Regions from separate parts of the Homo sapiens genome. Here regions 1, 2 and 3 are each linked to region 4. A link is a contact called in ENCODE Hi-C or POLR2A ChIA-PET data. All regions are on one chromosome and are shown on one strand. The core of a region is the stretch at or near the end of the contact, and the rest is flanking DNA. Distances in the headings are between cores, read along the strand shown. Region 1 holds the start of ABCB4 (ATP binding cassette subfamily B member 4). Region 2 holds the start of ABCB1 (ATP binding cassette subfamily B member 1). Region 3 holds the start of RUNDC3B (RUN domain containing 3B). Region 4 holds the start of ADAM22 (ADAM metallopeptidase domain 22).

Region 1 (6,172 bases), core at 532-3,031, 460 kb before region 4:
AATGTGCCATGGGCAATAGCAACATAATTAGAACAAGAATATAACTAATTTGATTGAAGCAGGCTTAACTTCCTTTAAATATATTATCTTTGGTCTGCTTTTATAAAAATTAGTTTCACTACATTTGATTTCATAATCATGTGGTCTTAACTTATTGTTAACTTTCTGTATTTCTCTTTTGAGCTGCTTTCTTCTTTCCAGCAGAAGCTGTGGGCTTCCCCTCTGAGGACTTTCCTGGGTTCTGAAGTGTTACTACACCTTTTGTAGGAATAGCTCCTTTGCACACGCATCAAATGTTAAGCCAGTGCAATACATAAATAGACTTCTTCATGAAAATGCCATCTATTAATAGACTCACAGTCAATCCCTGCCTAAACAGCCAGCTGATGAAAACCATATTTTTCTATTGCGTGTGTAAGTACTTCCATTGGAAGTAACACCATCTATCACTTTTTCAATTCTACATGGCAAAACTAAATTTTCTATGAAAAAATACAATGGTGCTTAGAAGAAATACAGCAAGGTTACTGCACAACCACATTAACAGGCTAAAATAATGCTTCAGTTTAAGCATCAGGTAGGCATGTTTTCAGTTAGCTAATCAAGCCCCTAGCAGCTTGAGGACAAACTACAGAGACTGATAAATTTGTCCCTCTGGGTGATCACTTGACACAGGTCAATTTTTTCTGGGTAGCCTGGTATGAACTCAGAGACCGTAATAGCCTCATAAACTATTTCAGGCTAAAGGCGAAAATGATTCACTATTCCCACAGTGAAAGAGGAAACAAAGACACACGCCATTGACTGGGAACTTCTGCCCCGCTCATAAAGCCTGTGAAGTGAGTTTAACAAGGGCCAGGGGAACCGAGAAAGACATGAAGGCAAAGGAAGCGCTGCTTCCCCCTACCACTTGAACAAAACTGATTCGGATGTACAGAAGTTCCCCCTCCCCACCTATCCTCCCAGAAAGGAGAAATACAAATAAGCCTGGCGATGAGAGGAGGGGGAGGGGTAAGACAAGGAGGAAGAGACATAACAGGGGATGGGCAGGAGGGGAGGGAGTTTTTGCTTCACTGCCCTTGTTCAAAAAGCACAGCCATCAACAGCAGATGTCTGACACCCTTTAAGTCTGAACAATCAGATGATGTATATGAAAGTCATTTGTAAAAGTTTCAAGAGTTACGTAATACAATGAATGTTATACAATGCAGATATTCATTGAATCCCCCCTGCACAAAGGGAAGGGAGCACTTTTCAAGACAGCCTTTTCTTCCTGAATCTGTTCCAAAAGGAGCCTCAGTGACATTCTTTGAGGCCACACAACACGTTTGCTCCAAGGTCAGAACCGGATGCAAGACCCTTCAAAGAAGCCTCCAAAACAAAGGTCTTCAAAGGCATCAACCGATTTTTACAACTTCTTTCCAAGGGTGAACTTAGTCCTGCTGATTGGCGTGTAACGGAAAAGCCAGTGGCTGCTGGGGATGTACCTGCTGATGCCCAGTTCAAAGTCGCCCTCCGCGCTCGTGGGGCGCCAGGCTGTTCCGTTCTTTGCCGCCTCAAGATCCATCTCAGCCTGAGGAGAAACCACAGCCTCAGAACCAAGTACACCCTCTCCGGCGGCCCGGCGCACGAGTCGCGGGGCCCGGGGGCACTGGGTGGAGGTCCGGCCACTCCCGCCCCGCGCCCCACGTCCCGGGTCTCCCTTCGAGGCCAGACGCGCCCGGACCTCTCTCACCTCGAACCTCGCGCGTGTCTGGCAGGGCCTCTGGACGCGCGGGCGCTGCAGCAGAGGGGCCTGGACTTTGCTCGCCGCGGCCTCGCCCCCGCCCCCGCCCCCGCCCCCCACGCGCGTCCGGCCCGGGAAACGCCTACCGTTGCAGCCAGGGCGAGGGCCGCGGCCCGCGAGAGCAGCTCCCGCCGCCCGCCCAGCTCTCTCCCCAGGCTAGGCGCGGGCCAGGGGCGCAGCCTGCCGCTCTTGCCGCCGGGGCGCCCGGCTGGGGCCGCCGCCCACCCTGGCGACCCGCCAGAACCAGCCCGGTCGCAGGATAAGACCGAGATCAGGCTGGAGCCTCGGGTGCCGAGAAAGCCTCGCCTGATGGGCCACCCAAGCCCCTGCAGATGACTGTCACACCCCATGGGCGCTCAGTTTTGTTTTTAAACCCATAGGGGAGACAGTTTCCGGACGCCCAACAATCACAGGGCGGCCCAGGACCGAGAGAGAGCAATAGACTCGCCTCTTGCTTCCGCATCCCCAGTTCTGGTCCAGGTGGCACTGAACCCAATTATCTCCAAGGACGGCGAGAGTCAGCCAGGGCCGGCAGGAACCATCACATTATGCTCCTTGGGGAGGAGGAACGCTGTTGGTGCCCTCTTAGCACTTAAGAGACACAGAGTTTTAGGGCTAGAGGGGTCTTCAGCGATCATCTAATTAAAACCCCGTATGTTTAACATATGAAGAAACGGATGCCCAGAGAGGTGAAGTCCTGCCTGAGGCTGCATCGGTGGAACCAGAGTCTAGGGGAAGCCTCCTGAGTCCCAGTCCAGTGCCCTGGCTCACTGCTCTCATCTAAGACTTCTGTCTGTATTGAATTGTCTCTGCTCCTACCACCTATTTGAGTATGACTTTCTTCTTTCTGATTAATTCCTCCACACTCTTCCCAAAAGGAAGTGTCTAAAACGGGGAGCCATAAGTTTCATGGCTTTGAAACCGGAGACTTTCAAACTCAGAGCTTCACATCTTATTAACTATGTGACTTTGGACACTGTGCTCATTTCTCTAGGCCTGTTTCCTTATATGTAAAATGAGGATAAAAACATCTCCCTTATCAGGTTATTGCGAGGAATAAATGAGTTGAGGATAAGGGAATTAAGTACTAGGTAAAAGCACCTAGTACTATGCCTAAAACATAGTAGGTGAGCAACAAATACAACTTTCCTTCCTTCTGATCAGGTAGCAGGATGACCAGTGGGTCCTTGCACCTGCTATGTCCTGTTAACACAATTGTTAGCCCAAGGCTTGTCTGAGTTCTCAGAGAACCTTAAAGCAGAGCATGGTATAAGTAGAGATGCTGGGTGGACCCTGGTGTGAATCTCACCTTTCCCATGTACCAGCTGTCTGGCCAGGTTATGTAATTCTTGACTCAGTCATTGGATCTATAAAATAAGGGTGTTATTAGGATTAGGGATACTGTGTGTAAAGTGTCCTGCACGTAGGAGACACCTAATAAATGGTGACTATTATTATAGTAAAAGTTCAGGCGAGGCCAAGGAAGAAAGACTGGAACAGGAGCCAGCAGCTTCGGCACTCACCCCTTACTTGTGCTGTGCCTCTGCATCCTGCTCTGCCTGCCACCTGGAGCTAAGGTGGAACTTGACTTGAAACTGCATGCTGGAGTAGAAATGAATTTAGTTGAGTATTTTTCCTCAAAATGTTTTCTCTCCATATCAGTCTACCATGACCATGAGGATTCTCTTCTTAAATCAACCCAAATTCCTTCCCTTCACTGGTCTAACAGGCGGTCAGATCATTATTTCAAGATACTCTGAGACGGAAGCAGTTGGAATTGTGTAGTTTGAAAGAAGGCTTGTGGTGACTGGAGGACATTATTAAACTCATTAGCACATAAGGAGATGACAGTTTCTTCAGTCTCTAATAAAAGAGAATTTGATAAAGTAAATGCAGATACTTGAAGGAGTAGGAAGGTTCAGAACAAAAACTAAAGCAAATAACATGTATGAGGCAATGAGGTGTATTTGCCTGTCTGTCTGTCTGAGCCGATTCACAAAGTTGTCCCTGCAAGAAGCCATGCCTATATGGCTGTGTTTACTTCTTTACCTGTATTACATCCAATTCCAGGAGCTCCTTTTATATTTATTTGATAACAGTGCAGTATCACTGAGAATTCCATCATTTATTCATCAACTAGAAGTTGAAGACTTACAATATTTAAAGCACTATGATAAACTAGATTTCTCCATTACACTCAGGCTGTAAGAAATCTTTACTTTCCCTTTACAGTAGAATATTGAGATACTTATGCATTGATGTAAGGCTGGAATTAATGCCCTACCACGCTATCTTACTTTTTCTATTTGCCCCATTGGTTCCATCTTTCTTTTTTATCCTCACTTTTGCCTTATTTTAGATCTGTTTAATATTATCATTTAGATTTCCTTTCTATAAGATGTATTCTTTTATTTTCTATTTAATAATGATCTCCTTTCTAGGGATTATGACATGTATCTTTGACTAATCATTGTACTTTTTCCTCTTCCAGGACAATGCAATGATTTTAGAACTCTTAAGTCTCTTTTTTATTCACCCCTAACTTTTACATTGCCATTGTCATGTACTTTAATTTTCTCTGTATATTCATGACTCTTCTGGGAATATTATTTCTTTATGAGTTGATACTTATTTAGCTTTATCAAAACATTTATCATTTTCTTGCTTTTTGTTTCTTCCTACATCTCAAAGCTACCCTCTTGGATCATTTTCCTTTCACCTAATGAGCACTCTTTCATCTACTGTCTCTTTCTTGTTTTCTTTAGTTTGTGACAAATTTTCTCAGCTTTTTTTTCCTGAAAATTTATTTCACTTTTATCTTGAAAAATTATCAGTTATTTATGGGTTTGCCTTACTAAATAAATATCAAAACTCATTATCAAACTATGGTAATTAGAGACATGTGTTTTGGAATGAGACAGACAAAGTAAAACAGAATCAATATCTTATAACTGATGGAACTAGAATTCGAATCCAGGGAGTATCCTTATCCGCTATGACTAGCAGGGAAGTGGAGATGGAGAACATACGTCAGATGTATCAGAGAGTTAAACACAGTCATTCTTTAATGCATCCTTCAGTCCACTGATCTTACCACCTTTTTACTGTTCCTCACCTCCTTCATGTCTTCTCTCTTAACTCAGCCTGAAAACACCCACAACCCTCTAGCCCTCTCTCTTTATCAGGCTTGCTTAGTAAAACCACAATCCTGGATAATTCAAGTTACTGAGCTACTGTGAACCTACACCATGCAGCAGAACATGTCTGAAGAAAAATACAAAGTCATCGGGCTTGCCTCGCCATGAACTTACATGGCCCTATACTGTATACATAATGTACTTATTATGTTTATTATTTATTGCCCACTCTGTGGGATGCAAGACTTATGAGGGCAAAGATTTTGTAAAATTCACTATGTATCCCAACGTTTACTGACCAATAGTCATAAGATGTTTTCTTAGTTCATTCACTCACCTGCTTTTCTAATAATTATTTCATATCGTCTGTTTTCTCAAATTCTGTTCTTTTACATCTTCACATTCTGCTAAATTACCGTGCTTATTTCACTGATGAAGTTGAAGTGTTTAGAATGGAACTCCATAACCTCCTACCATGATATTTTTCCACTTACCAGCATCTGTACCAACACTCTGCCTTTGCTGTTTCTGTAAATGAACTATTCATGCCTCTCTTTGCAGCCAGTCTTTGTTTGCATGTTCATCCTGTAGATCCCATCCCCTTTCACTTTCACAAGGAGCCATTCTTCCCTTTCTGTCCTATATCATCAATTTCCCCATGCCTGCTGGATCCCTCCTGTGAGCTTACATACATACTGTTATTTCTTCCATCTTGAAAAACAAACAAAAAACCTCTCTTGACCACACTTCCCCTGCCAGCTACCATCATATTTCCCTCTTTTCCTTTGGAGCTAAACTGGTTGGCAAAGTTTATTACTTTCTTCAATTCCTGTTGTTCTCTCTGAAACCCACTCTAAACAGAAGTTTGATCTTTCCACACTACCGAAACTATTTTTATAAAAGTCACTGATAATCTCTGCTTTGCTAAGTCCAAAGATCAATTCTCTGTTCTTATTTTACCTGACAAATTCAATAATTTGACAGATTTATCACTCTGTCTTTCTGAATATATCTTTTTCATATAGATTCCAGGACACCATATGTTTCTCGGATTTTCCTATGCTTTCCTGATCACTCTTCCTCAGTCTCCTTTGATGCCTTCTCTCTCTCTCTTTTTTTCAACTACTTACCTAACACTGGAGTGGTCCAAGGCTCATTCCTTGGACTTCTCAGTCTATTCTCGCCACTTCTGTCATGTCAGTCAGTCACACAGCTTTAAATACCATCTGTATCGAATAATTTCTAACTT
Region 2 (7,004 bases), core at 1,484-3,983, 330 kb before region 4:
ATGTAGAAAATCCAATCTTTTGGACATATTGAGTTCTATAAAATATATTTACAAAATTACTTTATCTTTTTATTTTCATTTTTTACTGTTGCTACTAGAAAATTTTAAATTACAAATGTGGCTCACATGATATATCCATTGGACAGCCCCAGTCTACAAGTTTAATTGTATACAGACTAAATGTTTTTGCAGATATATTAATATTTGCTAGGTGATGTTGTTTACTCAAAATCCAAGTGATGAGTCATTTACTACAGTCCATTCTACCGTGAGAGATACCAGGTCTGATCACTCGGTTAAGGTGCTAACTGCAAAATCTTTAATTGGAGAAGCATATTCTCCTTCCAATTAGTAAACATTCTGAAGAAAATTCTTAGATACAACATTTTTCTGATAGTTTAGAGTTCATTGACAATCCTTGCCTGAATCTATTATAACAATGGAAGTTCCAAAATGATAGCTGGAATTTTTCTCTAAAGATCATTGCTTTATTTTCTCTACCTCTCACACTTTCTTTCAGTTTCCCTTCTCTCAGAATATTAAGCATTCAGCAGTAGCATTCAGTATCTCAAAATCAGTTACAGTTACGATGTTCTTTGATGCTCAAATTGTCCCAGAGTTGGCCATTGGAAGCATCTTCCAGACAGCTTCAGTGTGCTTTCGACTACTCCATTAAACTCCACTTCCTTATTTTCAGGTACCACAAGATACTCCAGGCTCACTTTCTATTTTTCCTGTCCCAGACCTGGCTGAAATTAGCTACTGAGGGGTTCATTTCTTTTAGGGAGGAATGGTATTTAGAAACCCAGATCTGGTACTAACAGTGCTCATTGTTACTGTCCCTTTCAGTGGACTGAAAATGAACTATTAAAAGATTATGAATTCATATTGAAATTTCTAATTCAAACTTAACATTATTTTTAAAAATGTATTTGATTTCCACATTTGTATTTTTTCTCTTACACTGAAAAGCTTGGTTTCTTATAATATTAATGTGTTTACTAATTTATCTTATAATTTACATTACAGTTTCTAATATTATTAAACTTACTAGTCTATTTTACAATTTACTACTAACAATGAATCTATTTAGTGAAGTTTTAAATATTCTATAAAGGCAGAGCACCATGATCAAAATTTACTTTAAATAATTATTTTCCCTATATGATTACATTACCAATATTATATACAGATATTTATTGCCAGTTAACAACCTAAATGTACTTTTGACCTTCTGTCTCATCAGCCAGGCCACAAACGCGATGTTTACATAGCCATTTACCGGAAGCAAGAGCCTGGACCACAGAGCAGATCACCAGCAGCATATGGCTCACGTGTGGGCGACCAACACCACTTGAAAAGCAGAAGTTCATAAGACAGAAACACATATGAGCATCCGCCTGTCTGGGGCAGGAAAGCTGAGAAAGAGGCACACCAAGACTAAGGGAAAGAGGCCGGGAAGGGTAAAAAGGTGAAATGAAAAGAGGTTGGTGAATGACTAAGAACGGTTGGATAGGACAAATAAGTTCCAATGTTCGATAGCAGACGAGGGTGACTACAGTTAGCAATATATTGTATATTTCAAAGTAGCTAGAAGACTTAAAATGTTATCAACACATAGAAATGAAATATACCTAAGGTGATGTATCCTTCAAATACCCGGACTTGATCATTACACATTCCGGGCATGTAAAAAACGCTTCCATGTACCCCATTTCATAAATATGTAAAATATTATGTATCATTAAAAGAAAGAACAAAAAAGACAGGGAAAATGCATATGCTGTGCTCCACTCAGCCAACAAACTTCTGCTCTAAGCAGGGATATTGATTCCAAAGGCTAGCTTGCGTTTCTTAAAAATAATTAAAAACAACAACATGTCATTTATTTCAGAGCTGGAGGCTAGAAATAAATTACTCAAATCTCGCAACTATGTAAACTATGAAAATGAAACAAGCTAGTTACCTTTTATTGTTCAGTTTAAAAAAGTTCTTCTTCTTTGCTCCTCCATTGCGGTCCCCTTCAAGATCCATTCCGACCTGAAGAGAAACCGCAGCTCATTAGCCAAATGCATGAGCCTCAGGCGCGCTGGAGGTGAGACTAACCTCTAGTCCCCCGTCGAAGCCAGAGAGCAGTAAGAGGGAGCGCCCGCCGTTGATGCCCCAGCTGCTCTGGCCGCGATGGGCACTGCAGGGGCTTTCCTGTGCGCGGGGTCTCCAGCATCTCCACGAAGGCAGAGTTGGGGGTCTGGCAGCGCGTTCTGGACTTTGCCCGCCGCCAGTGCGATTCTCCCTCCCGGTTCCAGTCGCCGCGGACGATGCTTCCTCCCACCCACCGCCCGCGGGCTCAGAGAGCAGGTCCCCGCACCGCGCGGGCTGTGCGCGCTCCGGGCAACATGGTCCAGTGCCACTACGGTTTGGGCGCTGCTCCAGGAGCTCCTGAGTCTAGATCTAACCCCACTTGGTCCCCATGGACTTGCCAGAGGACTTCACACTATCCACGCCTCAAGAAGCCCTTCTCCCGTGAAGACCAAGTTCAGGAAATCTGAAAGCCTGACACTTGGGAACTGTCCCATAGTAGCTCCCAGCTTTGCGTGCCCCTACCTCGCGCTCCTTGGAACGGCCACCAAGACGTGAAATTTTGGAAGAAGATACTCCGACTTTAGTGGAAAGACCTAAAGGAAACGAACAGCGGCCTCTGCTTCTTTGAGCTTGGAAGAGCCGCTACTCGAATGAGCTCAGGCTTCCTGTGGCAAAGAGAGCGAAGCGGCTGTGCTCAGCCCACGCCCCGGCGCTGTTCCTGCCCAGCCAATCAGCCTCACCACAGATGACTGCTCCCGGCCCGGATTGACTGAATGCTGATTCCTCGAGAAACTGCGAAACAGGTTGAATTTCCAGGAGGAATGTTCTGGCTTCCGTTGCACCTCTCTAGAAAGGGCAAGTAGAGAAACGCGCATCAGCTGAATCATTGGGGACATTTCAACTTATGTAGACACGTCTTTCAAAGTTCACATAAGTCTTCATATCCATATAACTACAGGACGTAGTTAAGGGAAATTTTCTCGGGATTCGCATTTAATACAGTTAATACAAAAACTCCGACCTCTCCAATTCTGTATCACCTTTCTGCTTCCTAACACCTTTGAAAAGGCTAGGAGAAATTTTTCTGCAGTGGTCTTTCTTCAGCATGCTTGACAGTTTCTGAGTTACATCTGTTCATCCTTTATTTGATGATAAATGGAATGAAAGAAAAAGGAAGTTTTAAAAAATATATAGAGACAGGTATTTCAAGGTACAAATGCTATTTCAAAGTGTGTAATATTTTAAAACTTCAGACGTCAGATCAATGCCCGTGTTTTTCCAGGGCATTTTAAATTCTTACATTTTAATTCAAATTAGTAAAATAAACATAGCATGTTTTAGCATATTACATTAGTTGTAATTTCCTTCCATATTTACTGCCAACATTTAATATTTTTTCCTGTCCACTATTTACTTCAAACTGAGGAAAAGTACGTGCAATCTGCACAATTCAAAATTGTAAAGCAATGCTAACTCACATCAGAGCTTTTCTTACTTCTTATGAACATAGAGGAAATAGGTTTGTTGTATCCTCTAGTCTACATTCTATGACTTTCACATATTACCTATCAGTTTATTGCATAAGTTTAGAAGAAGAAAATCACTTTGTTTTTTACTGCATAGTCTGAGGATGTTTCCACTTTCTTTAAATAACTCATACTTCAAAGCCATAATTTTTTTCTATTCTTGACTACAAATTTTCCTTATCTTGATATATTTTGTTCTTGGCCTTACAATACAATGAAGTTTTCTTTTGTTTTTCTTTCTTTTTTCTTTTTTGAGACGGAGTCTTGCTTTGTCGCCCAGGCTGGAGTGCAGTGGCAGGATCTCGGCTCACTGCAAGCTCCGCCTCCCGGGTTCACACCATTCTCCTGCCTCAGCCTCCCAGGTAGCTGGGACTACAGGCTCCCGCCACCACGCCCGGCTAATTTTTTGTATTTTTCGTAGAGACTGGGTTTCACTGTGTTAGCCAGGATGGTCTTGATCTCCTGACCTCGTGATCCGCCCGCCTCGGCCTCCCAAAGTGCAGGGATTACAGGCGTGAGCTACAGCTCGGCCTCTTTTTTTTTTTTTTTTTTTTTTTTTCACAAATTGTTAATTAGGCTTCTAACAGGCCACTATTTTTTCCACATGTTCTAATTGCATATGCAAGTGTACAGCATTGTTCACTGTTTAAAGGCTTAACAACAACCCTGTGGTCCATCTGGGGTAAATGTAAAAGCTTTCATCTTCATTACATGCGTTTTTAATCTTATTTGTGCCTATGATCTCTGTTTTCACTTTTGTTTTGCTTTGTTGCTTTATCTCACCTTTCATTTATGTAATCTTGTTGTATTTTATGTATCCTTTTGAATGGCCTTAAACCCTCCCTAAACAGTGCAGGATATAAATACAGTGCTATACTGTTATGTTGATTATACTATTTCTACAATCTTGAGCATCAGGTAAAGATCTCTATCAAAGATATAAGTAAGTTAAAGATCAGAATAACACAGATTTTAAAAATAAGATTCTACCATTCTATTATATTGTATTCCATTTCTTTGCTCCACTGACATGAAAGTGTGAATATAAAACATGATGGACCTAAAACAAACTAGCTCTTGCTACTTTCAACAGTCCTTGGTTTCTTGAAAGACACCAGTCTTGCATTTGTGCCACCACCACTTCTGTCAAGCTGAACTTGGCTGTTCTCCTTAAGCTTCCTTAATTTCTGATGAAACCTACCTGGTCCCCTTGCAAGTTGACACTCATATACCTTCATTCAAGCGGTGATATTTCCATTTGAAGTGACTGCCACAATCTGCACCTTCTTGTCCTCCGCTCTCATGTAGCCATTTCACCAACTTGTCTATACTCTGACAACATTAAAGATTTGCCTCTCTGCTGCAGTCTGTTCTATATGTATCTATGGGAGTAATAATATATAATGATAATAATAACAACTAACATTTATTAACTACTGGTCATTTATCAGGAACTGCCAAGCACTTCAAAGAAATTAAGTCATTTAATCTTTACAAGAATCCTATGAAGTAGTTACTATTTTTGTTACTCCCATATTACAATAAAAGACACTGAGGTTTGCATTATTTGCCCAGTCACACAGCAGGTAAGGTGCTAACCAGTAGTCCCTCTCTCATAACTGTACTCTTAACCACTATCCTACACTGTAGTACATTATCATAGGACACACCACTTCACTGCCTTTTCCAGTCCCACGAAGTGTTTTCTCCTTATGAGTCCATCTTGGAAAACCTGCAATGGCTCCCTGCCACAGACTATATCATATCTAACAGTTTCCTCTTAGCTTTTAAGAACCACAACACATCACTTCTCTCTAATCATCTTCCTCACCCTCAACATGTACATGTTCACTCCATTTCAGCCAAACTCACTGGGCTTCTCAGATGATATGTGCTTTTCACTCTGTGCTTTTCCACATGTAAATCATTAAACTAAACTAATTTACAAAAGTTTTCTTCTTTAGTACCTGGCTGCATTAAACTATTTGGACTTCAAAGGCAGAAAAACTTAGATAAGGACCATCTCTGCTGATTATTATGCATAGGTTTGAACGGGTTACTTAACTCTGCTATCCCACAGTTACCTTTTTGGTAAAGAGTAGATAGTATCTTCTAATGTTATGGCAAGATTAAGTGATTTGTGTATTTAAAAGATTTGTACAGTGCCTGAAACACCCTAAACATTCAACATTGCTATATATTAGTAATAATGCCCTCTTCTCAATCTCTTTTTGCCCTCCTTAGCATTCTTTGCAACTCATGTATGTAGTCACATCTATGTATCCATATACGTTTGACCTATTATTCTCATATCCCAGCTCTGAGTCCTTTATTATGAGTATTAACAACACATTTATAGAAATTAAAAAGCTGTTCACCTATTTTTCCTTCTCCTATGGTTTTTAATTCTTTTGGATGTTTTTCTCATAATTCTTTTATTGTAAATCTTATGTATCTTTCTCTGATCTCTCTAATAATTTATTTTCTGTATTTTTCCTAGCTCCTCTATTTAGCCCATCTGAGTCCAGATTGAAGGTTCAACATGCTTAAAGAAGGAATGCAACTCACCTCAATGAAGTTAATTGACCTGAGGCAGAGAAAGAATACAAGTTTCCACTCAGTCCAAAGAGCAAGACATATGACTCACTTGTGTTAACAATAATAACACAATATTGTTATTGTGTTACAATAACACAATAATAAGGGATCCACACACTCTCCACCCTTTCACATGTAATGATTTTTATGTATGAAGGACATGTGATGATAGGGGATATTAAATGACTGTACTTGATAGGGGATATTAAATGACTGTGCTTGAACTCATGTTGGATTACATCAGATTGCTTCTATGGACACCTGCATTGAAAAAAAAATCCAGATTCCGAAGGTCAATAGGATCATTTTCAGAGGTCGTTTGTCTTGCCATCATTTAGCCAATACAGCAACAGACATGAGTTGTGTGAAATGGTGATCAGATGATGATAAATTAATTTAATTTTAATTAAGTCGCTTAGTGAGTTAGCCATGTGATAAGTCGATGGCAAATGGAAACCTGAATTATACTCCTCTTTGAACACTTCCCCATCTACTACAGCCAGAAATATTTTCTACCACTCCGCAATCCTACTTTTCAGTATCGGCATCTCTCATTTTGTATTTATTATTAATGTTTCATATGATTATGAATTTTTTAAATATTCAAACTGGACAGAGACTTATACAAAATAAAGTTTCAATAAATGTTTGTAGAAAATATTAGGTGCTGAGAGTATGACATCAGAGGCAGATTTATGGAAATTACACTAGTAGGCTAAATGCCTAAGTTATCATTAGCGTGCCTTCAAAGATCCGTTGCCATGAACTATCTCCCTTATCAACTTCTTTTTATTGAGA
Region 3 (6,953 bases), core at 338-2,837, 310 kb before region 4:
TGTCGCCCAGGCTGGAGTGCACTGGCGCAGTCTCCGCTCACTGCAACCTCCGCCTCCCGGGTTCAAACGATTCTCCTGCCTCAGCCTACCGAGTAGCTGCCACTACAGGCGCGTGCCACCACACCCGGCTAATTTTTGTATTTTTAGTAGAGATGGGGTTTCACTATGTTGGTCAGGCTGGTCTCGAACTCCTGACCTCGTGATCCGCCCGCCTCAGCCTCCCAAAGTGCTGGGATTACAGGCGTCAGCCACCGCGCCCAGCCCATATATTTTTATTCTACTAAACAGAATAGTAGAATAAAATTAGACATGGTAGCTGAAAAGGATGATTTTTTGACTATTTTAAATAGAGATTTTTAAACTTTAAAAACCTCAGAAATTAGGAATTTACAACTTTATTACACAAACGTGCGTTGTTAAAACATTCAAGAGTAACAGTATGCCCTGCATTAACAGGGATAATATATAAGAAAAATAGAGATAGCCACACAAAACTATATATTCTCTGACATTCTTTGACAGAAACTTCAAAAGTAGAGGTGAAAGATACATGGATTTTGGAGCCACTGAAGCCGTGAAATTTCAGTAAAAATTATGTCAAATGTGACTTCAAATTAAATTCGAGAAACATTTATTGAGAACCTGTTCTATGTACAGCACTGTGCTAGGTCCCATAGGGAGAGTAAGTCATTTAGGATTGCACTCTAAAATCTGGGCATATTGGTGCAAAGGGAGGTGAACAGCAGGCGTAGGTGAGTGTCAGAGGACCTGACCCAAGCTGGGACCCTCCTGCAGGTAAAACGGTGGGTAGTGAGAAGCTCTAGGAAGGGGGCGCTTCCGAACACGCGCGTCGAGGAGGGCGTTCCAGGACTCTGAGGGAGCAGCCCAGCTGGACCGAGGCCGCGTCGTTCCTGGGCTTACTATTCCCAGACCCGGACTCCCGATTCCGGAGTCACGGCCCAGGACGCGAAAAGACTCTACACTGGCACCACGCTCCTCCTTAGGCGGGCCGTCAGTCCCGGGTGCGGGCTGCGCTGGAGGCTGAGGTGGGAGCGACATGGTGTGGAGGGGCAAGAAATGTCGGCACTAGACGCGCCAAGAAGGAGATTCTACGAGCAATTCCCCCCTCGGGCCATTGTGTTGCTGTTTATTAGCCCCTGGGAGGGCGTCAGGACAAAAGGAACCCTCCTCCCTTCTTAGTACTTAGGCCCAAGGTCGGGTGTGGGAGCCGGCGCGCTGCTTTCTAGGCAGGCACTGAAGCTACGGCAGCCACGCAAATAGGTATCAGCCGTTAAAGCTTGGCTACAGGCAAGGGGGGGGCAATAGGCCCCTGGCGCTGTGGGGCCCCGCATCCCACAATCCCCGCGGCTAGCCTGTGTGGCTACTGGCGGCAGCTAGCGGGCTGCGAAAGCGAGCCCAGCGTCCTTGACAGCAGCCCACGCGTCGGGGCGGGGCTTGAGCCCGCTGCTTTAAAAGGTCCGCGCGGCCGGCCCCGCCCCTCTGGTGCCGCGATTGGATCCGGCGGGGGTAGCGTTGATTTGATAGGCGCAGAGAGGGTGGGGCTGCGCACGCGAGGCCGGGGGCCTTGCCGCTGCCTCCCGGGCTGGGGCACGAGTGGCTGCGGAGTGTGGGTGGTTGGGCGTGAGGGGCCGACGGGCTCGCGCGCGCGCCGTCTGCTGAGGTCCCTCGGGAAGGAGGAGAGCGCCTGACGCCGACCCGCAGGCGCAGCCCGGCAGTCGGCGGCGCGCCGAGGGCGGAGGTGGTGCGTGCGTGCGTGTGTGTGTGTGTGTGTGTGTGTGTGTGTGTGTGTGTGTGGAGCTCGGGTGCCAAGGGCGAGCCGTCAGTCCCCGGGTGCGAGTCCCTGCTGTCTTCCACACCCTTCCTCCCTCCAGGCTCCTTTCCTACATCCTTCCCGCGCCCCCACGGTTGCGGACCGAGCGAGAACCCCCTTAAGCAGGTGTGGGGGGCGTGCGGGGTGGCACGAGACAAAAGGGGCACGGGGGTAAGCCCGCCATGGCCTCCCGGAGCCTGGGGGGCCTGAGCGGGATCCGCGGCGGTGGCGGCGGAGGCGGCAAGAAAAGCCTGAGCGCCCGCAATGCTGCGGTGGAGAGGAGGAACCTGATCACCGTGTGCAGGTACGGCAGCGCAGGGCGAGGGGAACCAGCCTCCCGCCGGGGCTGAGAGCTCTGGGCTTCCGCGCGGGTCCTTGGGGGTCCCGGGCATGATGGGCTGCCGCCCAGTGCCCCCGCCTATGTTGCGCCAGCCAAATCTGTGAGCGCGCAGCTCCTTGGACAGGGGCCCGGGTCTGGACACCGTCGCAGCCCTGGACTTTGTGTCAGTTCCAGTGCTGAAGGTACTGGAGGGTAGAGCTTGGGGCGGGGCTGGAGGAGGATTTGTTTTGAATGTGCAATCTAGCGTCAGAGTGAAAGAGGAGGGCAAGGAAGAAGAGCTCTTTCATTTAATGCCCATTCAGCTGTCAGCGAGCTTTGGATAAAGTGGTAGTTACTGTGATTGTTTACTGTGTTGCCCCCAAATCAGAGTGCATTTCGTTGTTTTGGCTTGTTTACATTATCTTCAGCCATTTCATTTCACACGTTAGTTGAGTGCCTACTACATGCCAGCCATTGTGTATGTGAGCGTGTGTGTACTATCCACTTTTCAGCTACAGTGCTAGTGCTGGTTCTGCAGTTGTTATTAAGAGTGGGACTGTGGAGGATACCTAGTCTTTATGTCAATGATTTATTTTAAGGCCTGCCTTTCCTTAATGCTTTATAACTGTAAATGTAGTATTTCCTTCAGAAAAATATAGAAACAATAAAAGAATAATTACTATTGGGCCGGGCGCGGTGGCTTACACCTGTAATCCTAGCACTTTGGGAGGCTGAGGCGGGCGGATCACGAGGTCGGAGTTCGAGACCAGCCTGGCCAACATAGTGAAACCTCGTCTCTACTAAAAATACAAAAAATTAGCCGGGCGTGGTGGCGGGCTCCTGTAATCCCAGCTACTCGGGAGGGTGAGGCAGGAGAATCGATTGAACCTGGGAGGCGGTTGCAATGAGCTGAGATAACGTCATTGCACTCCAGCCGGGACCACAGGGGGAGACTTCGTCAAAAAAAAAAAAAAAGAACTATTTATAGTAAGCCTAGTATTCAGAGATAACTGGTTTTTAACATGCTGATATATTTTCTTTAAGTCTTATATCTGAGTATTAAGAAAAATTGAAACCCTAAGCATCAATTTCTTAGGAACTTCTCTGAGCCATTAAGTTGTTTTAAAATTACTTTCCTCCATCAGACTCCTAATCATCACCTAGTGATATTCCTCTTAAGAATCAGATGATGATGAAACTTTTTCTTCCTTTGCAATTTCTCTGTATTTTTCCGTTATTTTTCTTGTGTAAAAATGTGTCTAGCATCTTAAGTGGAATACAGATAATTATTCCAGGACTTAAATGCAATAACTCACAGTGACTTTTTAAAAAATACTTGAATTATTACAAATGTTTATCTAGCAAGAAGACCTTCTTCATTGACTGTATTTGTATAATGTAATTATTACAGCACTTTGAGTTGTAAATGGTAAAGTAATATGGTATCCGTTTAATTTGCCGTTTGTGCTGTCTAGGATGTAACTTTTTGAGACAAATAGGCTGTTAGGTGTTTTAAAATATAGGTAAATATCTTTAAAGTAGGTAAATGGAACCATAAGCAAGGCTGATTTTCTTAACCATAATATACAGACATCAAAAATTGCTTTAAAAATAAGGGTAGTTTCAACATATACAGTGCTTCTTGGGGGGTAACATATTTAATAAAAGCTCTATCAGCTTTTGTTAAACTTCACAAGGGCAGTGATTCTATCTGCTTTTTGCTTAGTCTTTTTTTTTTTTTCTTTCAAATTCTCAGTATAGCATCTAACACTCAAAAAATATTTATTGAATGAATAATTTCAGTGATGGGTACTGTTCCTTTTGCTTCTCCATTTTTGTCTTGGCTGGCTTTAGGTCATGTAATGATCATGTGTGCCCTTATCAGAGACAGTTGAAAAGAAAAGGATTTGTATTTCAACCTTATTTAAACTAAATTTTAAATTATCTTTAAGAAATTTTAGGAACGTCACACTGATTTCTGGGGACAGCTCTCTGTATTAGTTGTATTTTCATGATTGTAATTTACATAATTATTATTTTCTACTGTGAAATGAATATGTGCTAACTTTAGTTACAGTTTACACATAGATTTAGTGTAATAGCTAAAATAAGTTGTGGTTTCTGCTCTGGATTTCATTTGTATTGTTATTTATATGGATAATATTAAGGCTGTTTTTCAGATCCAAATAGTTGATGGTGCATGTAAATTATCCATGTGTAGTAATGGGGTCTATATGATAGGCTTTGTCTGAATGACTTTTACTTTTTGGAAGAAAGTCACTATAGGCCATTTGTACATTTTAAGTATCCCCATGACAAATTAAGAAAAATGAATAAAGCAGTATTTATGCATTTATTGCTAGTTTACTTTCCAGAGTCACCAAACCCTGGGTATTTCACTCATGTCTCTTATGAATTCTTTTTTTAATTTTTTATTTATTTATTTTTGAGACGGAGTCTCGCTCTGTCTCCCAGGCTGGAGAGCAGTGGCGCGATCTCGGCTCACTGCAAGCTCCGCCTCCCGGGTTCACGCCATTCTCCTGCCTCAGCCTCCTGAGTAGCTGGGACTACAGGCGCCCGCCACCACGCCCGGCTAATTTTTTGTGTTTTGTTTAGTAGAGACGGGGTTTCACCGTATTAGCCAGGATGGTCTCGATCTGCTGACCTCGTGATCCGCCCGCCTCGGCCTCCCAAAGTGCTGGGATTACAGGCGTGAGCCACCTTGCGCCCGGCCTCTTTATTTTTATATCTCAAATCAGAGATGATTTGATATTTAAGTTGGAAAGAAGTTGATCTGGTGGAAATATAACTGGGTTCTAGGTTGACTTTATCATTAACTAGTGTGCACTTTTACAAGCCATGCAACCTTTCCATTTGTTCATTTTTGTTGTCTGTAAAATAATATTGGACTAGATCATTGTTAACCTTCAATTATAGGCTTAAAATTAATAATAGCCTCCAAGCAAAAAATGTTTATATTTAGTTTTGAATTTTTCCAAATATGAGCAGGGTAATAATGATAAGATAAATGTTTATAATAGCTAAATTACGTATGTGCATTTTTCTCTATAAACAAAAATATTTTGGACTGTGCCTTTGATTTTGTAATTCTCTGCTGATGTTCTGGAAAAAATTGAACCATTTACAAAACCAAAAAAAAAAAAAGTCACCAGCATATATCATTCTAGTGTATCCACTTATACTTTCACAGTAATGTTTTTCCTTACCCCTTAAACAATTTAGGTGTATTCTCAGTTTAGGTTTAAAGTCTTCTTATGTGAGTACACAATTCTTTATGTTTAAAGCTTTATTCAAGTGCAATATATAGTTTTGAGCTTTGAAAGTGGGTTGTTTAGATAGGTAAGATAATCAGATAAAGAGCTGAATTGAATTTTGGCTCATGTGTGATTGTATATGTGTATGTAATTCATTAGTTTTTTTTAGTGAACATTTACATGTTGTAGACTAAAAACATTTGCATAGTCCTTATTTCATCAGATAAGTACTGTTTTTTCATATTTTTCACAGATTTTGGTGAAGAGATAGTAGGTCATTTGAGGACTCTAAATCTTACACACTCAACTTCAAAATATTCATACACTTGACTTTGGCTCTGAGAACCAACTAGTATTTTCCCTGTATATTCTCTATCGTTTAGAACTTCAGAAAATTAAGTTGTTAACGCCCTTCAGATTTTTTTAACTTGCATTTTTATCCATAGATAATCAGATATTAGTCATTTTTTCTGTCCTTTATAAGCTTCATTGTTTACAGAAAACCTTATATAGTCCTTTGATTTTGGTTTTGGTGGCAGAGTATTAAAATCTAAATTCTCTTTCTATGGCTTAACAATGTCTTATGAGCAAATTATTAAAATATGCACATATAAACATTTCAGAATAACACTTGTCAAACTTTTAAGTCAATACTTTTAAGAGAAACTTCCCATGCAAAGTCATAATTTTCCTGTTTTGTAGCTAGGAGGGACTAATAAGAGGAATATAAGGAGTAGTGTGATAAGCACGGTGGAGACAAGTGATGATTTCACAATTCAAGTGTTTTTAATAACATATGAATAGTCTTAGTTTTCTATAGGTCATGATATTATTTCAGAACTTGAATATTATTTCAAATTACATTAGCACCTCAGTTTTTCCATTATAGTCAAGGAATGAGAAGCTTATATTTTTATACATAACTAATATTTGAGTTAAGCTTAAAATCCTTCATCAACTGTAGTGCTTTACTCAGCATTTATTTTGGAGCGCAGGATTTGTATAACTGAAATTTATTTAAGCGCACAAGTTTAATCCACAACACATAATATTTACAATATTTTGGATGGATTGCTTTAAAAAATGATTACACGTTTCCCTACCTTCTTGACAAAGACTATACATAGAATAATGTAATCCTTATTGATGACTTTACTCTGAATCTGCCTCTATGAATATGCCCACTGTGCAGTGGTTGCCCTTGGAGACTCTTGCAGCATGTAGAGCTTTTGCCTAAGTGGCCCCAGAAGATTATGTGTTTGGAGTTCTTTGAGCTTTTGCATCCTTCTGTTTCTTCCTACCAAGTTATTTGTTATTTCTTACAACTCTTTTTATTTCTAGCAGTTCTTTTCTTTGTACTTCCCATTCTGACTTGCAGATTATAATTGGTTGTGACCTGGGAAAGTATATAACTAAACTTATCAGGTGTTTAATTTTTTTTTTTTTAAAAAGCACCCAGAGGCCTGAGTTAAGTTTAGTGAGCTTTAGAACTCTGAACTTCTTAACATTCTGGTGCTAACTAATCAGA
Region 4 (6,902 bases), core at 3,523-6,022:
TCCAAGATAGACCTTATGATAGGCCACAAAATAAGTCTCAGTAAATTTAAGAAAATTGAAATTATATCAAGTACTCTCTCAGACCACAGTGGAATAAAATTGGAAATCAATCCAAAAGGAACCCTCAAAACCATGCAATAACATGAAAATTCAATAACCTGCTCCTGAATGATCATTGGGTCAACAATGAAATCAAGATGGAAATTTAAAAATTCTTTGAACTGAACAATAACAGTGACACAACCTATCAAAACCTCTAAGATACAGCAGAGGCAGTGCTAAGAGGAAAGGTCATAGCGTTAAATGCCTATATCAAAAAGTCCGAAAGAGTACAAATAGACAATCTAAGGTCACACCTCATGGAGCTGGAGAAACAAGAAAAATCTAAACCCAAACCCAGCAGAAGAAAAGAAATAACCAAGATCAGAGCAGAACTAAATGAAATTAAAACAAACAAACAAAAGTACAAAAGATTAATGAAACAAAAAGCTGGTTCTTTGGAAAGATAAATAAAATTGATAGACCGTTAGTGAGATTAACCAAGAAAAGAAGAGAGAAGATCCAAATAAGCTCAACTGGAAACGAAATGGGAGATATTACAACTGATAACACAGAAATACAAAGGATTATTGAGGCTGCTATAAACACCTTTATGTGCATAAACTAGAAAACCAAGAGGAGATGGATGGATAAATTTGTGGAAATATACAGTCCTTCAAGATTAAACCAGGAAGACATAGAATCTCTGAACAGACCAATAACAAACAATGAGATTGAAATGGTAATAGAAAAATAACCAGCAAAAAAAAGTCCAGGAACAGATGGATTCACAACTTAATTCTATCAGACATTCAAAGAAGAAATGGTACCAATCCTATTGACACTATTCCAAAAGATAGAGAGAATCCTCCCTAAATCATTCTATGAAGCCAGTAACACCTGAATACCAAAACCAGGGAAGGACATAACAAAAAAAGAAAACTACGGACTGATATCCCTGATGAATACAGATGCAAATATCTTCAACAAAATACTAGCTACCTCAATCCAATAGGATATTAAAAAGATAATCCACCATGATCAGGTAGTATTCATGCCAGAGATGCAGGGATGGTTTAACATACATAAATCAATAAATGTGATACACCACACAAACAGAATTAAAAACAAAAATCACATGGTCATCTCAGTAGATGCAGAAAAAGCATTTGACAAAACCAGCATCAAAATCCTCAGCAAAATTGGCATAGAAGGGACATACCTTAAGGTAATAAAAGCCATCTATGACAAACTGACAGTCAACATTATACTGAACAGGGAAAAGTTGAAAGCATTCCCAGTGAGAACTGGAACAAGACAAGGATGCTCACTTTCACCACTTCTACTCAACATAGTACGGGAAGTCCTAGCCAGAGCAATCAGACAAGAGAGAAATAAAGGGCACCCAAATCAGTAAAGAGGAAGTCAAATTGTCACTGTTTTTGATGATATGATCGTATATCTAGAAATCCCTAAAGACTCATCCAAAAAGCTCCTAGAACTGGTAAATGAATTCAGCAGGGTTTCAGGATACAAAATTAATGTACACAAATCAGTAGCTCTACTGTACACCAACAATGACCAAGCTGAGAATCAAATCAAGAACTCAGTTCCCTTTACAACACCTGCAAAAAAATTAAATACTTAGGAATATACCTAACCAAGGATGTGAAAGACCTCTACAAGGAAAACTACAAAACACTGCTGAAAGAAATCATAAGCGACACATGCAAAAAAAACAAACACATCCCTTGCTCATGGATGGGTACGATCAATATTGTGAAAATGAACAAACCGCCAAAAGCAACCTACAGATTCAATGCAATTCCCATCAAAATACCACCATTATCCTTCACAGAGCTAGAAAAAACAATCTTAAAATTCATATGGAACCAAAACCCACATAGCCAAAGCAAGACGAAGCAAAAAGAACAAATCTGGAGGCATCACATTATCTGACTCCCAACTATACTATAAGGCCATAGTCACCAAAGTAGCATGGTACTGGTATAAAAACAGGCACATAGTCCAATGGAACAGAATAGAAAACCCAGAAAGAAAGCAAAATACAGCCAACTGATCTTCCGTAAAGCAAACAAAAACACAAAGTGGGGAAAGCACATCCTATTCAACGAATGGTGCTGGAATAATTGGCAACCCACATACAGAAGAATGAAACTGAATCTTCATTTTTCATCTTACACAAAAATCAACTCAAGATGGATCAAGACTGAAATCTAAGACCTGAAACCATAAAGATTCTGGAAGATAACTCAGAAAAACCCTTCCAGACATTGGCTTAGGCAAAGACTCCATGAGCAAGAACCCAAAAGCAAATGCAACAAAAGAAAGATAAATAGATGGGACCTAATTAAATGAAAAAGCTTCAGCACAGCAAAAGAAATAATCAGCAGAGTAAACAGACAACCCACAGAGTGGGAGAAAATTTTCGTAAACTATGCATCTGACAAAGGACTAATATCCAGAATCTACAAAGAACTCAAACAATCAGCAAGAAAAAAACAACAACAAACAATCCCATTAAAAAAGCGGGCTAAGGACATGAATAGACAATTCTCAAAAGAAGATATACAAATGGCCAACAAACATATGGAAAAATGCTCAACATCACTAATTATCAGGGAAATGCAAATCAAAACCACAATGCGATACCACCTTACTCCTGCAAGGATGGCCATAATAAAAAAAAATAGATGTTGGCATGGATGCAATGAAAAGGGAACACTTTTACACTGTTTGTGGGAATGTAAACTAGTATAACCACTATGGAAAACAATATGGAGATTCCTTAAAGAACTAAAAGGAGATCTACTATTTGATCCAGCAATCCCACTACTAGGTATCTACCCAGAGGAAAATAAGTCATTATACAAAAAAGAAACTTGCACATACATGTTTATAGCAGCACAATTTACAATAGCAAAAATATGGCACCAGTCAAAAGGCCCATCAATCAACGAGTGGATAAAGAAAATGTGGCATATATATACCATGGAATACTATTCAGGCATAAAAAGGAACAAAATAATGGCATTCGCAGCAGCCTGGATGGAAATGGGGACTATTATTCTAAGTAAAGTAACTCAAGAATGAAAAACCAAACTTTGCATGTTCTCACTCATATGTGGGAGCTAAGCTATGAGGACACAAAGGCATAAGAATGATACATTGGACTTGGGGACTCAGGGGAAAGGGTGGGGGATGGTGAGGGATAACAGACTACACATTGGGTACAGTGTACACTGCTCGGGTGATGGGTACACCAAAATCTCAGAAATCACCACTAAAGAACTTATTCATGTAAACAAACACAACCTGTTCCCCAAAAGCGATTGAAATACAAAAATAAATAATAAACACTCGGAAAAAAAAAATAGCCTCAAGTAACTACTGGCTACAGTATTTGAAAGGCACACCTCTAAATCTTAATTTTTTTCCTTTCTAAAATGGGAGTAGGCATGTGCAGTGGCTCACATCTGCAATCCCAGCACTTTGTGAGGCCAAGGTGGAGCCCAAGAGTTCAAGAGCATCCTGATCATCATGGGGAGACTCTTGTCTCTACAAAAAGTAATAATAATAACAAAAAATAGCCAGGTGTGGTGTCACATGTCTGTGGTCCCAGCTATTTGGGAGGCTGAGGCAGGAGGATGGCTTGAGCCCAGGAGCTTGAGCTGCAGTGAGCCGTGTTCTCACCACTTGCACTCCAGTTGGGGCGACAGAGCAAGACCCTATCTCAAAAATACATACATACATACATACGTACATACATAAATATAAAATCAGAGTAATAGTTATAATCAAATTCTTGACCAAAGGATCAGATAATACATGTGAACTTTGAAAAACTAAAAAATACAAGTATTACTTTATGTAGATAACTATTTTATTATTGTTTTATACTCAAGAATTTCTATCATTTTGAATCAGAGGAAAATGGAATAAGCAGCCTGAGAAAACTGAGTTCCCCATATCTGGTAGAGTTTTGAGGCTGTCTGGCAATAAAGAACAAAAATATCCCGTAGAGTTAAGCTAAATCATCCCTCTATTACCTGCAGAGACCTTCCCTGGGAGGTCCTCTTTGACTCCCTGGACTGAATTAATGGTCCTCTAGGTATAACCATGACACTTTTCACACTGTATTGTAAAAAAAAGTGGTCTGTCTGCTCAACTTTACCCAAGAACAGGTGCCTCTGATCCCCGTGTCCTTCCGGTTGTCAACCGCTGGGTACATAGTATATCCTCAATCTGTATTTGTTGAATAATTCACTAGCACTGTATTCGTGAGGGTATGGTTCTCCGGATAACTTAAGTAACTACTAATCTGTGGTAAACAGAACAGCTCTTTAAGGACGATGCAGATGAATACTGGCTGCTGTAACGGCCCAGTTGGTGCATCTCGGATGCCAGGAGGCGGTCCAGTGCTGATCTCTTTCTTTTGCCCTTCCCTCCCGCCCTTCCAGTCTGTGGGATATAGAGGACCTCACAGTCACGAGGTCGCGACGGTCCGTGCCGTCGTGGAGACAAGCGGGACACGGAGAGAGAACTACATTTCCCAGCTGACTCTCCTGCGCGCGCCCTTGCCTGCGCGCGGGGGGCGAGTGCACCGGGCGCTCGCTCCCTGCCGAGCTCTTGTCGCCCGCCCGAGCCTTTGCCAGGGGATGAGGTGGGAGGCGCTAGAAACCACTTAGCTACAGCCAACCGCCCAATGCAGCACTCGCTCGCTCCCCCCGCCAGCGGAAGCGTCCGCGAAGCACAATGCAGCACTGAGCCGCGGTGGAGGTTGCAGCGCCACGGCCGCCGCAGCACCGGCCGGGGCTGGGTGGAGGTGGCCGCGGGGACCCCGGGGGCGCGGAGCGAGGGAAACGGACTCGGCGGCGCCGGCATGAGGAGCTGAGCGTCTCGGGCGAGGCGGGCTGACGGCAGCACCATGCAGGCGGCAGTGGCTGTGTCCGTGCCCTTCTTGCTGCTCTGTGTCCTGGGGACCTGCCCTCCGGCGCGCTGCGGCCAGGCAGGTAAGTTAGCCGTCCTCTGTGCCTTTGGGCCATACCATTTCCCGGGAATCTTTGGAGCCCTCAGGCGTATTGAAAAGGGGGCATCCCCATTTCCCGAGTGCGCGGGGAGATTTTTTTTTTTTTTTTTTTTAATTCGGGAGGGTGGTGAGAAGTGGAGCAAAAATATATGTGTGGAGGCGCGCAGATGCACTGGAAGCCTTCGGTCAAAGCCTGTTTTTCTCCTTCTGAAGAGGAATGGGGAGAATGGGAAAGGGGTGCCCTGCTTCTGGGCCCCGCTCCTGGTTGCTCTCGGATGAGCTGGTCCAAGGCTCTCGGGCTGGTGTCTCTGCGTCCTTCCCAGTTGGGTTCCGAGAGGGAGGGGGCGGTGGGGATTTTCGTAGGGGAGACGTAGGACTGCAGGATGGAGGAGTGAGGGTCAGGGTCATTATTTTCGCCTTTTCTCTCCACTCCCTCCTTTCCCGGTTCCTGCCTGGAGGAGACGCCTCATTGATGGAGCTAGAGAAGAGGAAGGAAAACCGCTTCGTGGAGCGCCAGAGCATCGTGCCACTGCGCCTCATCTACCGCTCGGGCGGCGAAGACGAAAGTCGGCACGACGCGCTCGACACGCGGGTGCGGGGCGACCTCGGTGGCCCGCAGGTGAGAGGCTCGGTCCGGGAGGTGGTCCTCCGCGCCTCCCGGCCCACCCGAGACCCCACGATTGCGCTCGGTTGCCCTGGAGATCCCATGTCTTCTTGGGTGAAATGAGTTGGGTCCCGATGCGAGTCATGCATGGCGCTCCCTGTGCAAAAAAGAAGGGGAAAAGGGTACAAAAAAGAACCAAAATAACCACAGGCCGAGGGCTTTGCCCGAGGGGAGTTTGTGCGGGGTGCCTTCAGCAGTGCGGTGAGCTGAGAGAACAGGCGGAGAGCCCTCTGACATCTGTCAAGCAAAAGCCAGGCATGCACAGCGAGAAGGGAGGTAGTATTTGGGCAGGGTTTGAATCATCATTGTTGTTGTTTTACTCCTCAAAGAGACTTCATAAGTGATTTAACCCAAGGTTGACACTGTAAGAAAAAATTGGAAAAAAACAAGGCTAGACGTTCTTAAGAAACCCAACTGTAAAAACAAGCTGAACTTTAAGGTTCTATTCGCACACATTTGTGGACACCAGAGATATGCCCATTCACCCCTACCTTCTAGAAAAGGTGTCCTCCTCCGACTTTCTTTATTGGTAGCAGTTCTCTTGGTTTAATTAGGGCTGTGCTGTTTGTTGAGCATTTATAAATTATGTTTTTAAAAATCTAGTTTTTATCACTGTATCTGTATTTAAATCAAGATCACACATTCACAGATATGCCTGAAAATTACTGTGAATTTATTGACAAATTTAAGTAAATACTTCTGGGGCTGTGTATTTTTTTATTTCTACACATCAGCTGATCAGGCAGTTCACCCACCTGTAAGTCCATATTAAGATAGGACTTGTTCATGTACTTGAAAATTTTTGTAAACTTTACTGAAGCAATGGCAAGCCAAACCTTTTCACATGTATAAATATATTCATCAGTGCTTTAAGATATATCTTGATGATGTGATAATTATACTAACTTATCTGTATGTGTGAAATATGTAAAAATAGAAAATATTACTTAAATCTGTATTTGTAGCCAAGTAGTTGGTACTGTTAACATTTTGTTAATAGAAGGTGGGAAATTAGCTTAAAGGGCTACATAATATCCATCAAAGATTATTTTAGTAGAAAATCCCAATATGTTAAGCTTTTAATGATGGATTCTTTTATGTGAATTAATGGTTGGTAAATGCCTATTTTCCTTTTCCATTTTGACTCGT

The links. A loop is a pair of places that touch in the nucleus more often than their neighbours do. ChIA-PET counts read pairs that join two places held with the same protein, here RNA polymerase II (POLR2A). Pooled maps may share reads with other maps.
Region 1: a map with no recorded cell type shows a loop between it and region 4 (9-fold over the local background). The contact joins the promoter of ABCB4 here to the promoter of ADAM22 in region 4. A Hi-C loop is called at or near these places in 1 of 168 maps with a recorded cell type or tissue (GM12878), 12 of 37 single-sample maps with no recorded cell type and 5 of 50 pooled maps.
Region 2: a loop to region 4 is called in a pooled map, with 8 times the contacts of the local background. The contact joins the promoter of ABCB1 here to the promoter of ADAM22 in region 4. A Hi-C loop is called at or near these places in 5 of 37 single-sample maps with no recorded cell type and 9 of 50 pooled maps. POLR2A ChIA-PET finds 5 or more read pairs at or near these places in 4 of 52 experiments (HEK293, OCI-LY7, activated CD8-positive, alpha-beta T cell and 1 more).
Region 3: a loop to region 4 is called in a map of CD8-positive, alpha-beta T cell, with 15 times the contacts of the local background. The contact joins the promoter of RUNDC3B here to the promoter of ADAM22 in region 4. A Hi-C loop is called at or near these places in 4 of 168 maps with a recorded cell type or tissue (CD4-positive, alpha-beta memory T cell, CD8-positive, alpha-beta T cell, naive thymus-derived CD4-positive, alpha-beta T cell and 1 more), 1 of 37 single-sample maps with no recorded cell type and 13 of 50 pooled maps. POLR2A ChIA-PET finds 5 or more read pairs at or near these places in 1 of 52 experiments (CD4-positive, alpha-beta T cell).

What each region holds. Positions count from the first base shown.
Region 1 is chr7:87,473,899-87,480,070 of GRCh38, forward strand. It overlaps ABCB4 (ATP binding cassette subfamily B member 4), which reads right to left and starts at 1,782. Exons shown (of 28, transcript NM_000443.4): 1 at 1,736-1,782; 2 at 1,488-1,573. The coding sequence starts at 1,567. RefSeq lists an enhancer at 969-1,038 and silencers at 1,509-1,648, 1,659-1,858, 1,909-2,158.
Region 2 is chr7:87,598,151-87,605,154 of GRCh38, forward strand. ABCB1 (ATP binding cassette subfamily B member 1) reads right to left here and starts at 2,734. Exons shown (of 28, transcript NM_001348946.2): 1 at 2,605-2,734; 2 at 1,967-2,040. The coding sequence starts at 2,034. RefSeq lists enhancers at 837-2,036, 1,246-1,635.
Region 3 is chr7:87,626,811-87,633,763 of GRCh38, forward strand. It overlaps RUNDC3B (RUN domain containing 3B), which reads left to right and starts at 1,588. Exons shown (of 11, transcript NM_001134405.2): 1 at 1,588-2,135. The coding sequence starts at 2,014. It also overlaps a transcript of ABCB1 not described here. RefSeq lists an enhancer at 1,343-1,637 and silencers at 1,503-1,732, 1,783-1,832.
Region 4 is chr7:87,929,479-87,936,380 of GRCh38, forward strand. ADAM22 (ADAM metallopeptidase domain 22) reads left to right here and starts at 4,773. Exons shown (of 32, transcript NM_001324418.2): 1 at 4,773-5,072; 2 at 5,548-5,708. The coding sequence starts at 4,988. RefSeq lists a silencer at 4,676-5,085 and enhancers at 5,192-5,769, 5,770-6,347, 5,896-5,945, 5,956-6,035.